2 separate regions of the Homo sapiens genome follow, and region 2 is linked to region 1. A link is an interaction called in ENCODE POLR2A ChIA-PET data of the cell type or tissue named here. Cell type or tissue: Panc1. All regions are shown on one strand.

Evidence for each region. Peaks named below come from ENCODE experiments on the same cell type or tissue, not always from the same donor. Only the 100,000 strongest peaks of a DNase experiment are listed, where the experiment ranks them.
Region 2: POLR2A ChIA-PET joins it to region 1 with 5 read pairs; 2 of 35 experiments call an interaction of 5 or more read pairs at or near these places.

Annotation. Positions count from the first base shown.
Region 1 is chr1:43,854,564-43,859,563 of GRCh38, reverse strand. All of the region lies in intron 5 of ST3GAL3 (ST3 beta-galactoside alpha-2,3-sialyltransferase 3), which reads right to left. Among named protein-coding and RNA genes, the nearest start is that of MIR6079, 18 kb to the right of the region's middle. RefSeq lists an enhancer at 826-1,444. In Panc1, no CTCF peak of the experiment used is centred here; no DNase peak of the experiment used is centred here; H3K27ac peaks cover 1,289 bases.
Region 2 is chr1:44,548,738-44,553,737 of GRCh38, reverse strand. All of the region lies in intron 2 of RNF220 (ring finger protein 220), which reads right to left. Among named protein-coding and RNA genes, the nearest start is that of MIR5584, 5.7 kb to the right of the region's middle. In Panc1, no CTCF peak of the experiment used is centred here; no DNase peak of the experiment used is centred here.

The DNA of each region.
Region 1 (5,000 bases):
TTTTTGAGATGGAGTCTCACTCTGTCGCCCAGGCTGGAGTGCAATGGCGTGATCTCGGCTCACTGCAACCTTCGCCTCCCAGGTTCAAGCGATTCTCCTGCCTCAGCCTCCTGAGTAGCTGGGATTACAGGCATGCACCACCACACCAGGCTAATTTTGTATTTTTGGTAGAGATGGGGTTTCTCCATGTCGGTCAGGCTGGTCGCCACCGTGCCCAGCCCCAATCTTCTGTTTTCAAACTATGTTCGGAAGTTGTCCAGTGTAGGAAACTTCCGCATACTAAGCCCTTGAAACCGAGGGAGAGAGGATGGGTCTATCCCAACACAAGGGCCACAAAGATGTCACAGGGCCAGCTGTCAACAGGCCTTTTTTCGTGATGCTGCCAACTGTCAGGTGTGTGTTTCCCTGACCAGGAACTCCTGAGAACAGAGGCCACGTGGCCCAATACTCGCCACATCACCCTGGACAATCTCATCCACACTCTGGGGGCTGTGTATGGACCTACGTGCAATTTGTTTTCTTCCAGCCCAGACCTCTCTCCTGAGAGATTCACTGAACTCAGGCTCCCTGAGTAGGGCCGTGGCTTCCCTCTGACACTTCATTTGCCTGGATCTGGACTCTTTGCCTGCATCAGGGCAGAAGGCAGAGCCAAGGGCCCTCATCATGGCAGGCAGGCATAGACTCATGTCCTGCCTCCACAGTGGGGAGGCAAGGCTTCAGCCCTCCTTCTCCCCTCTAGCTCTGGCTATTTATTTGGGGAGACCAGTCAGAGAGTGACCTGTCTCCCCAGGTGCAGACAGAGTAGGGAAAGCAGGACACAGTCCTGAAGGTGCCAGCATCTTGCTCTCTGCTGAGCTGCTGCCTCATCGCTGGGACTTGTGTGGGTGGAGCTCAGACCTGGGCCCTCCCTCTCACTGAGGAACTCACAGGGCTGCTTGCTCCTGGCTGGGAGCCTCACACAGCTCAGGAGGAGGGCCAGGATCATGTTCTGTGCTTTCACCAGCTTTTGCTCTTCACAAGCAGCAAGAACTCCCCACGTGGGGATCTTGTACCTGAACCAAAAAAAGCAAAGCTGCTAATCTGACAAGATCAATCCTCAAATACCACAGGAATGCAGCCAGCCTGCCTGCTCTCACCAGGGACTGTGCTTCTAAGCATCCCTACAGTTCCTGCTCCTAGGCTGGAGCCTGGAACTGGTCTGCAAAGGAGGAAGCTGCCCCCACCAGTGTGTCTGGTCTTGCTGCCGAAGCCCCACCTTTCCCAGCATAGTTCAGGCATCAGACTTCACCAGGACGTCTCCCCAGTCAATCTCTCATCACTCCTCCAGCTGAAGGGCCTTCTCTGTGTCCCCACAATCCTCTGTCTTCACCTCTGGCGGAGCACATATGCCTGGATATGTTTTTGTCTCCATGCACCATTTCTCTTAGCTCTGGGGAAGATAGGTACAGATGAGGAAGGTGAGGCTCAGAAAGGTTGAGCAACCCAGCCCTATTCACTTCAAAAACCTGTTCTTTCCACTGTAGTCCGACACTTCTCAAACCATCTGTGAAGAGGGATCGGTTGGTTTTGCTTTTTAAATTTCTATTTTGTCACAGAATGATGATTTTATAAAATAGAATAAAAATGAATCACTAGAAAAGTTAAATAAGGCCAGGCGTGGTGGCTCACGCCTGTAATCCCAGCACTTTGGGAGGCTGAGGCAGGTGGATCACCTGAGGTCAGGAGTTCGAGACCAGCCTGGCCATCATGGTGAAACCCCGCTTCTACTAAAGATACAAAAATTAGCTGGACATAGTGGCGGGCACCTGTAATCCTAGCTACTTGGGAGGCTGAGACAGGAGAATCTCTTAAACCTGGGAGGTGGAGGTTGCAGTGAGCCAAAATCACACCATTGCACTCCAGCCTGGGCGACAGAGCAAGACTCCGAGGAAGGAAGGAAGGAAGGAAGGAAGGAAGGAAGGAAGGAAGGAAGGAAGGGAGGGAGGAAGGAAAGAAAGAAGGAAGGAAAGGAAGGAAGGGAGGGAGGGAGGGAAGGAGGAGGGAAGGAAGGAAGGAAGGAAGAGGGAAGGAAGGAAGGAAGGAAGGAAGGAAGGAGGGAAATACACATATAAAATATAAGCTCCATTTTTAAAAGTTTGGTTTTTTTGGGTTTTTTTTGGTAACAAATAGCTGAGACCACAGGTGCATGCCACTGTGCCAGGCCTATTTTTTATTTATTAGATTCAGCAACATAAACTTACTCTAATTGCCATAAATGTTTTCAAAAACCTTATTTCCAGTATCTCAAAAATCTTGTGGCAGACCAGTTCATATCACTTTTGATTCTATAGCACACAACAGGTTCCAAACTGCCTTTTGCCTGTCTGGGACATTCTACCAAGGCTTTGCCTGTCATTCACCTTCCAGTAGAAGTTAGAAAGGGATAAGATGTAGCTCCTCAGGTCCTGTCCTGGGGTAGGAGAAACAATGTACTCTGACACCATCAGAAACAGTTAGCAGGTTGAGGCCTAGAACTTCTCCTACAGCTGATGGATTTATAACCAGCTAGGTCTGCAGGATTCACCTTTGCAAGCAAGTGTGGGTCCCTAATCATCTGAGAAGGAGATCTAAAAAAAAAAAATCCCACAACTTCTGGATGTCTACCGCAGCTCCACCTATGAGAATTGGAAGATAGAGCAAAGAGGAAAGAGACGGGGTATACCATTATAGGGAACTGGCAGGCTAAATTCCTTGAATAATGGAGGAGGCAGTAAGCTCAGACAAGATGTGGAATTAATTTAAAAGCAGAACATGGATTAGTTCCCAGAGGAGGTCCCAACACCTGACGCTAAGGAATATATGAAAAAAAATTGGTGGGCAGAGAAAAGGAGAGGACACAAATGGCAATTCTTCCAGCTGTAAGCTGGAGTCCAGGTCATGGACAGGCATTGAGGTTGTCTAGCCCATGCAGGCTACTCTTAGACACTCTGCAGAGAAGCTTTAGTTATAGAGCACTCTGCTCTTCCCAGAAAGGTCTGTACCCAAGGATTTCAACACAGCAGGTACCTACTGAAAATATTTAAAACATTCTCCAAACAAAAGGAATCTGCATTCCCCTCTAGGTCCATGGTTCAGAGCCTCGATTCAGGACAGGGTGGGGTTGGTGGGTTTGATTCCTGGCTCTGTGCTACTATGACCTTGAGCAAGTCGTTAGCTTACCCATCTACAAAATGGGTATAACAACACTTACTTCACGGGGTTGTCGTAAAGGGTTTTTGCAAATTTGACTCCATAAAAGTGCATTATCACATTGACTTTATGTGTAACGATTGTGTGTGTATGTAAAAACACTGAAACTTCCTTGATAAGAGATGTCCTTTTTGTATACATGCATTTGTGAAAGATAAAATTTCTTAAGATCTTGGCTCTTTGGACAACTGCATATGCAGTAGTGACCCACTGTGGCTTTTGACTGATCTTGATAAAAGAATGTGACGAGATCAGTCATGGTATTTCAGATGTCTGTCACAGTATTTCAGATGACCGCAGTTGTAAACCTGGGTGTACACAATTATCAACTATAGTGAAATGTGTTTATACGTTTCCCTTTGTACCTATTTCTTTATGAACAGTTTGCCTGTTCCTGTTATATCCATGTGACTGTCATTAGTAACCTGTTCATGCCTGTCGTTAGTATACCTGTTTATGCTAGGCAATAAAATGTGTATGTTATTAATGCCCGTTTCATTGTGTAAAGTGGCCTATGTTCTGTAATGTTTTTATGTTTATCAAATAAATCCCCTTTTAAGAATGTAAATAAATATATTTTTAAAAATTTTAAAAATTATTTTTTCCAGAATGATGTTTTCAAGATTTTAATCCTTCAGAATTGTGATTTTCAGGGTTTTAGAGTTTTTGGGATTCTCATCTTTTAGGATTTCCTTTTTTTTTAAATTTAATTTAATTTTTTTTTTTGAGACAGAGTCTTGCTCTGTCGCTCAGGCTGGAATGCAATGGTGTGATCTCGGCTCACTATAACCTCCGCCTCCCAGGTTCAAGCGATTCTCCTGCCTCAGCCTCCCGAGTAGTTGGGATTACAGGTGCCCACCACCATGACTGGCTAATTTCTGTATTTTTAGTATAAATGGGGTTTCGCCATGTTGGTCAGGCTGGTCTCGAACTCTTGACGTCAGGTGATCCACCCGCCTTGGCCGGCCAAAGTGATGGGATCACAGGCGTGAGCCACTGCGCCTGGCTGATCTTTTAGGATTTCAGCATTTGGGACTATGGTGTTCATGATTGTGTCTTTTGGAATTATGATCCGCTCCCATTGTAAAGGCTAAATGAAGTAATGAAATACAGTGTCTGGCACACGGTAGGTGCTCTAAAAATGGCGTGACACTTTATGTGCGTGGGTTATCTGTGTCTGCCAGTGGAATGTAAGATCTCTGAGGGGAGAGGTTTTATGTAACTTATGCAGTGCTGAAGCTATACCACCTAGAAAAATATCTGGCACTTTGTTGAATGAGTTTACAGAATAATAGGATCAATGTGGCAACTTTTTAAGAGATGAGAGAGACCTGAATATGATTAAATAGTGATAAGAAGGAACCAGTGAAGAGAATGAAGATCCAGGTTCCTGCAGAGGTGGGAGAGGTTGGAGAATCAGGGCTCAGGGGAAGGAACTGACCTCGGAAAGAAGACAGTACACAAGTGCCAGGACTTGACGACTCATTAGATATCTGGTTAAGAGGGGAAGGGAAAAGAATTACTCCCAGATGTCTTGTTTGGGTGAGAATGGATAGTGGTGCCATTTCCTGAAATAAGAACATAGGCTGATTAGATTTGTTGGAAATTCGGTGCGTTGGATACACTGAGCTTGTGATGCTTTTGAGTCATCCAAGTGGAGCTGTCCAGCAGGAAGTTGGGTATTTGGGTCTAGAGATCAGTAGAGATGTGGGCTGCAAAAAGATTGAGAGTCATCAGCACATATGATGTTAGCTAAAGCAGTGGAGTGAGAA
Region 2 (5,000 bases), 690 kb before region 1:
GACTAGTATAGCAGGCATTCTCAGAGATGGGACACTAACTGGACCATATATTTATTCCAGAAAGTTTTCATCAGTCTTATCCTACTTTGTCTACCATGAGTCTTTCAATACTAAGTGCCTCCTCCTGTTGATGGGCAGAGTGTAGAGAAACCAAACAGCAATTGAATCCCACGCCCTTGGCCTAGGCAGCTTCTCATAGCCACTAGGGGTTCATTTCTACAGGTTTGCAGAGAGTACAACAATGAAAAAGAAGTCATCTCGTTTTTAGTGAGAGAGAAACTGAGACTCAGAGAATGTCAGGACTGGGTAGCTGGATGCCATGAAGCATTCATTCATTCATTCATTCATTCATTCATTCATTCATTCTTATACTCAGCAAATATTTGTAGGGCACTTATCATGTTCAAGATACTATGCTAGTCACCATGGATACCACAAGCAATAAACAAAATATAATCCTGATGTCACTAAGAACACAATTTTGTTGGAGAGACCGACAAGCAGGGAGGCAATTACAAGAAGATAACCTTATTAGAAGAGTGGGTATGAGGAGTGCTGTGGAAATACACAAAAGTGGCACCTATCCTACTCTTGTGGGGTGGACAGAAGAAAGCTTCCCAGAGGAAATGAGTCTAAGCTAAGATCTGAAGGAAATCTTGGAGTTGACAGGGGGAGGAAGAGATAGGGAGAAGAAGAAGGGAACAGTATGTGCAAAGAGAGGAGCTGGAACACAGTGCCTTGGGAAAAGGAAAGTAACTCAGCACGGCTGGAATTTGTAGCTCAAGGCGGGGCGTGGTGAGAGATTAGGCTGGAAAAGTGGTAGAGATCAGATGACATGTGGTCTTCTAGGCTGCATTAAGAAGTTTAGAGGCCGGGCGCAGTGGCTCACGCCTGTAATCCCAGCACTTTGGGAGGCCAAGGCGGGCGGATCACGAGGTCAAGAGATCGAGGCCATCCTGGCTAACAAGGTGAAACCCCGTCTCCACTAAATATACAAAAATTAGCCGGGCGTGGTGGCGGGTGCCCGTAGTCCCAGCTACTCGGGAGGCTGAGGCAGGAGAATGGCGTGAACCCGGGAGGCGGAGCTTGCAGGGAGCCGAGATTGCGCAACTGCACTCCAGCCTGGGTGACAGAGCAAGACTCTGTCTCAAAAAAAAAAAAAAAAAAAAAAGAAGAAGTTTAGAATAGCAGGGAGCCATTGATGGGTTTTTGTTGTTGTTGTTGTTTGTCTGTTTGTTTTTTGAGACAAGGTCTTGCTCTGTTGCCCAGGCTGGAGCGCAGTGGCACAATCATGGCTCACTGCAGACTTGACCTCCGAGGCTCCTACCTCAGCCTGCCAAGTATCTGGGACTTGTATGTGCTGCCACATCTGGCTAGCTTTTTCTATTTTTTTTGTAGAGGTGGGGTCTCACTCCTGTTGCCCAGGCTGGTCTTGAACTCCTAGGCTCAAGCAATCCTCCCAAAGTGCTGGACTTACAGGCACGAGCCGCCACACCCAGCAGGAGTTTCATTTTCATTCATGATGGACACATCTGAGACAGCCTAAAGGAGGCCATTGTGAGGATCTGGAGTTTTCCTGCTCACAAGTTCTGAGCCTGCTGCGGAGCCTTTTTGAAATAGTCTTAGATGAGGCTTATAGGACCCAACCAAGTAGCCTCTATACTCCAGTTTCAGTAGCCTGCTGTCCACGGTTTGGTGGCATATACCAGGCACTAGAGGGGCAATGGCTTCCACTGGCACACATCAAATGACTTCCAGCTTGGAGTCAGGCCCTCAGAGGAGGTGGCTGCCAACCATGCCCCATAAGGAGGTAAAAATGGAGGTATGTGTTAGGAGGAGACTAGATCTAAAGCATAGCTTGTGGGAATGGGAGCTTGAGGTGTTCAGTTTATGCAGCAGGCAAGTTGGGGAGCAGAGCTGAAGGATTCTGAGTGAAGAAGTGCGTGGTAAAATCTCAGTCTTAGGATGTATAACCTAGTGATTATTAACAAGGTGAATTGGAGGTGGGGAGACCAATGGGAGGTTGCTACCATAATGCAGAAAGATTTTTTTTCCCCTTTGGCTAATCAAATTAGTAAAGATTTAAAAATTGATAATGTGGATGATGGTTTAAGAAAATGGGTATAATCATTCATTGATGATGAGATTGTGAATTGGTATAACCTTTCTAGAAAGCAGTCTATCAATACGTATCAACAGCTTTTTAAAAGTTTATACCTTTTGACCCAATAATTTCTTTTCTAGGACCCTAACCTAAGGAAATTATCAGACATTCTCAAAAATATGAATCCTCATCAGTCCTATTAATAATAACAAAAAAAATGGCCGGGCACGGTGGCTCACGCCTGTAATCCCAGCACTTTAGGAGGCTCAGGCGGGTGGATCACATGAGGTCGGGAGTTCGAGACCAGCCTGGCCAACATGGTGAAACCACGTCTCTACTAAAAATACAAAAATTAGCCAGGCGTGGTGGCCCGTGCCTGTAATCCCAGCTACTTGGGAAGCTGAGGCAAGAGAATTGCTTGAATCCAGAAGGCGAAGGTTGCAGTGAGTCAGGATCATGCCATTGCACTCCAGCCTGGGCGACAGAGCGCCTCAAAAAAAAAAAAAAAAAAAAAGGCAAGAAGTGAAGATGACAGTAAACTTGGGTGACACTTCCAGACCTACAAAGGATAGGAGAGGGGCCAATTTTGGCAGGGTTTAGGGGGAAGACAATGACTTTAGTTTCTGCTCTGCTGCGATGGAGGTGCTAGGAGATATCCAAATCCCCTGAATGCCTGAGTGATGGATCTGGGCTCTGGAAAGCATGGTTCAAGTGTGTCATGTGACACTAGGAGACCAGACACATGGGGGTGGTGAGTGAAATGAACAGGGGGTCCAACCTGGCCATGGAGAAGCATTGCAGGGACTAGAACAGGCCCAAGAACGCCCTGAGCATCTCCACTGAGTTGCTGCTGAAGCTACACATACACTCAGAACTAAACGGGCTGGAAACCTTCATTCAAAGCCTAGCTATGTTATACTTTGGTACAGCTCCTGTAGCTCAACCTCAGGCTGGGATAAGGTAAGGTATGAATGTGGGGCAAGTCCTGAGCTGCCATGATTTTGTATTGTAGAGAGGTTCCTACTCGTAAGGATGGAAAGCAACCTTTCTGCATCTCTTCAAGGTATCTTGCTCTCCTGATTCCCCATTTCTTATTCCTCCTATCAGCCCATCACTGTTGAGAGGGCCGCAGATTCTCCCATGCACCTAGGGGAGATTTGCTCTGTTGTCCCTGATTTCAGGGAACTGAATGCTGTCCAGAACTCTGCAAAACCAAGACCAGCTGCATGGTACTCAACAGCCTTCCCAGCTAATGTGCAGCCCGAGAGACACAGCAGGCTCCTCCAAGGGGATGTCTCCATAACCCCAAGCATCTCCACCCAACACCTGCCTCTCTTGGTTGCAGTAGAGAGGTCAAGTCTGGGTCATCTGGGCTTCTTCTCGAGCCTTCTTGGCCCACTTCTCCAAAAGCCCCTGGCCCTCTTGGCTTTGCCAAGGGGACTGTGGAGGGACACCAGTCAGGAATCAGGAGGGCTCAGGCCTACGCTCATGCTATCTTTTTGGCCTATTTGCTCTCTTTCTATCCCTTTGGGCAATTGAGCCATAGGGCCTGAAACATTCCCAGGCTTCTACCCTGCAGGGGACAAACTCCCAACTCCGCTTGGCTCTAGGTCCTCGCAGAGCTGCAGGCTGAGGACAGGGCTTCTCTGGTGGCTTGGAGTCCTTGCTGCTTCACTTTTTGGAGACAGGACAGATGGAGCCCAGGCGTAGGATAAATAAACCAATGAAATCTGAGAAAACAATGTCCTGCTACTTCTCTTCAGAGCTACTGCCCACCCCCTACTCAGGGCGAAGGTGGGTCTGTCTGCCAGCTAAGATGCTGGTGTGGGATTCTCCCCATCCCTGGCTGGAGACCCCTCATTCAGGCGGCCCCTGCAGCTTGGCGTGTTTACCTAACGTGGTGAACACATGCTCTCTCTGGAGGATCATTGTTTTCCCTCTGAGGCCCTTCAGTCACACTGGAGTCCCCCAGTTAAGAAGCAGCAGGAGGAAGGGGAGGAAGGGGTCACTAGAATGGGGAAGCAGAACTGGGAGGGAAGAGACATCAGGCTGATCACGCTGGGCAAGGAGGGAAGAGAGAGAGGGAGTTCCAAGGCTTCAGGACCTGCTGGCTGGTGAACACCTCTTACTGTTGGAAACACCAGGATTCTAGGAATGATGGGTTGCGAGCAAGAGACTATCACTCTTGGAATTCACCCTTTTTGAGAACCACAGAAAAGGTGGAGAGAGAAAAATTCCCCTTGGTGATAAAAGTTCCTCATGTGCGCTCTGCCTCCTTCGCTTAAACTTGACCTTCACTTAGCAATTGTTCAGAGAGCCTCCTATATGCAAGGCATTGTGCTAGGGACTGGGGCTAATGAAATGAATAGTTGGGAAAGATGGCCTTGTATATCAACATTGCAATGCTACATCATAGCTGTTTTTGTTTGTTTGTTTGTTTTTCCCGAGACAGAGTCTCTCACTCTGTTGCCCAGGCTGGAGTGCACTGGTGTGATCTTGGCTCACTGCAGCCTCCATCTCCTGGGTTCAAGTGATTCTCGTGTCTCAGCCTCCTGAGTACCTGGGGTTATAGGCATGTGTCACCATACCTGGTTAATTTTTGTATTTTTAGTAGAGACAGAGTTTAACCACATTGCCCAGGCTGGTCTGGAACTGATCTGCCCGCCTTGGCCTCCCAAAGTGCTGGGATTACAAGCATAAGCCACCACGCCCGGCCAATCATAGCTGTTTTGAGAGTGTCAAGAACTAAGTACAGTAGTTGCTTACTAGAAAGAAAGGGTTTCCACTTATGTTTGGAGGGGTTAGGGAAGACAGCATCTCTGAGCTGGGTTTTAAAGAATGAGGCTGGGCGCAGTGGCTCACGCCTGTAATCCTAGCACTTTGGGAGGCTGAAGTA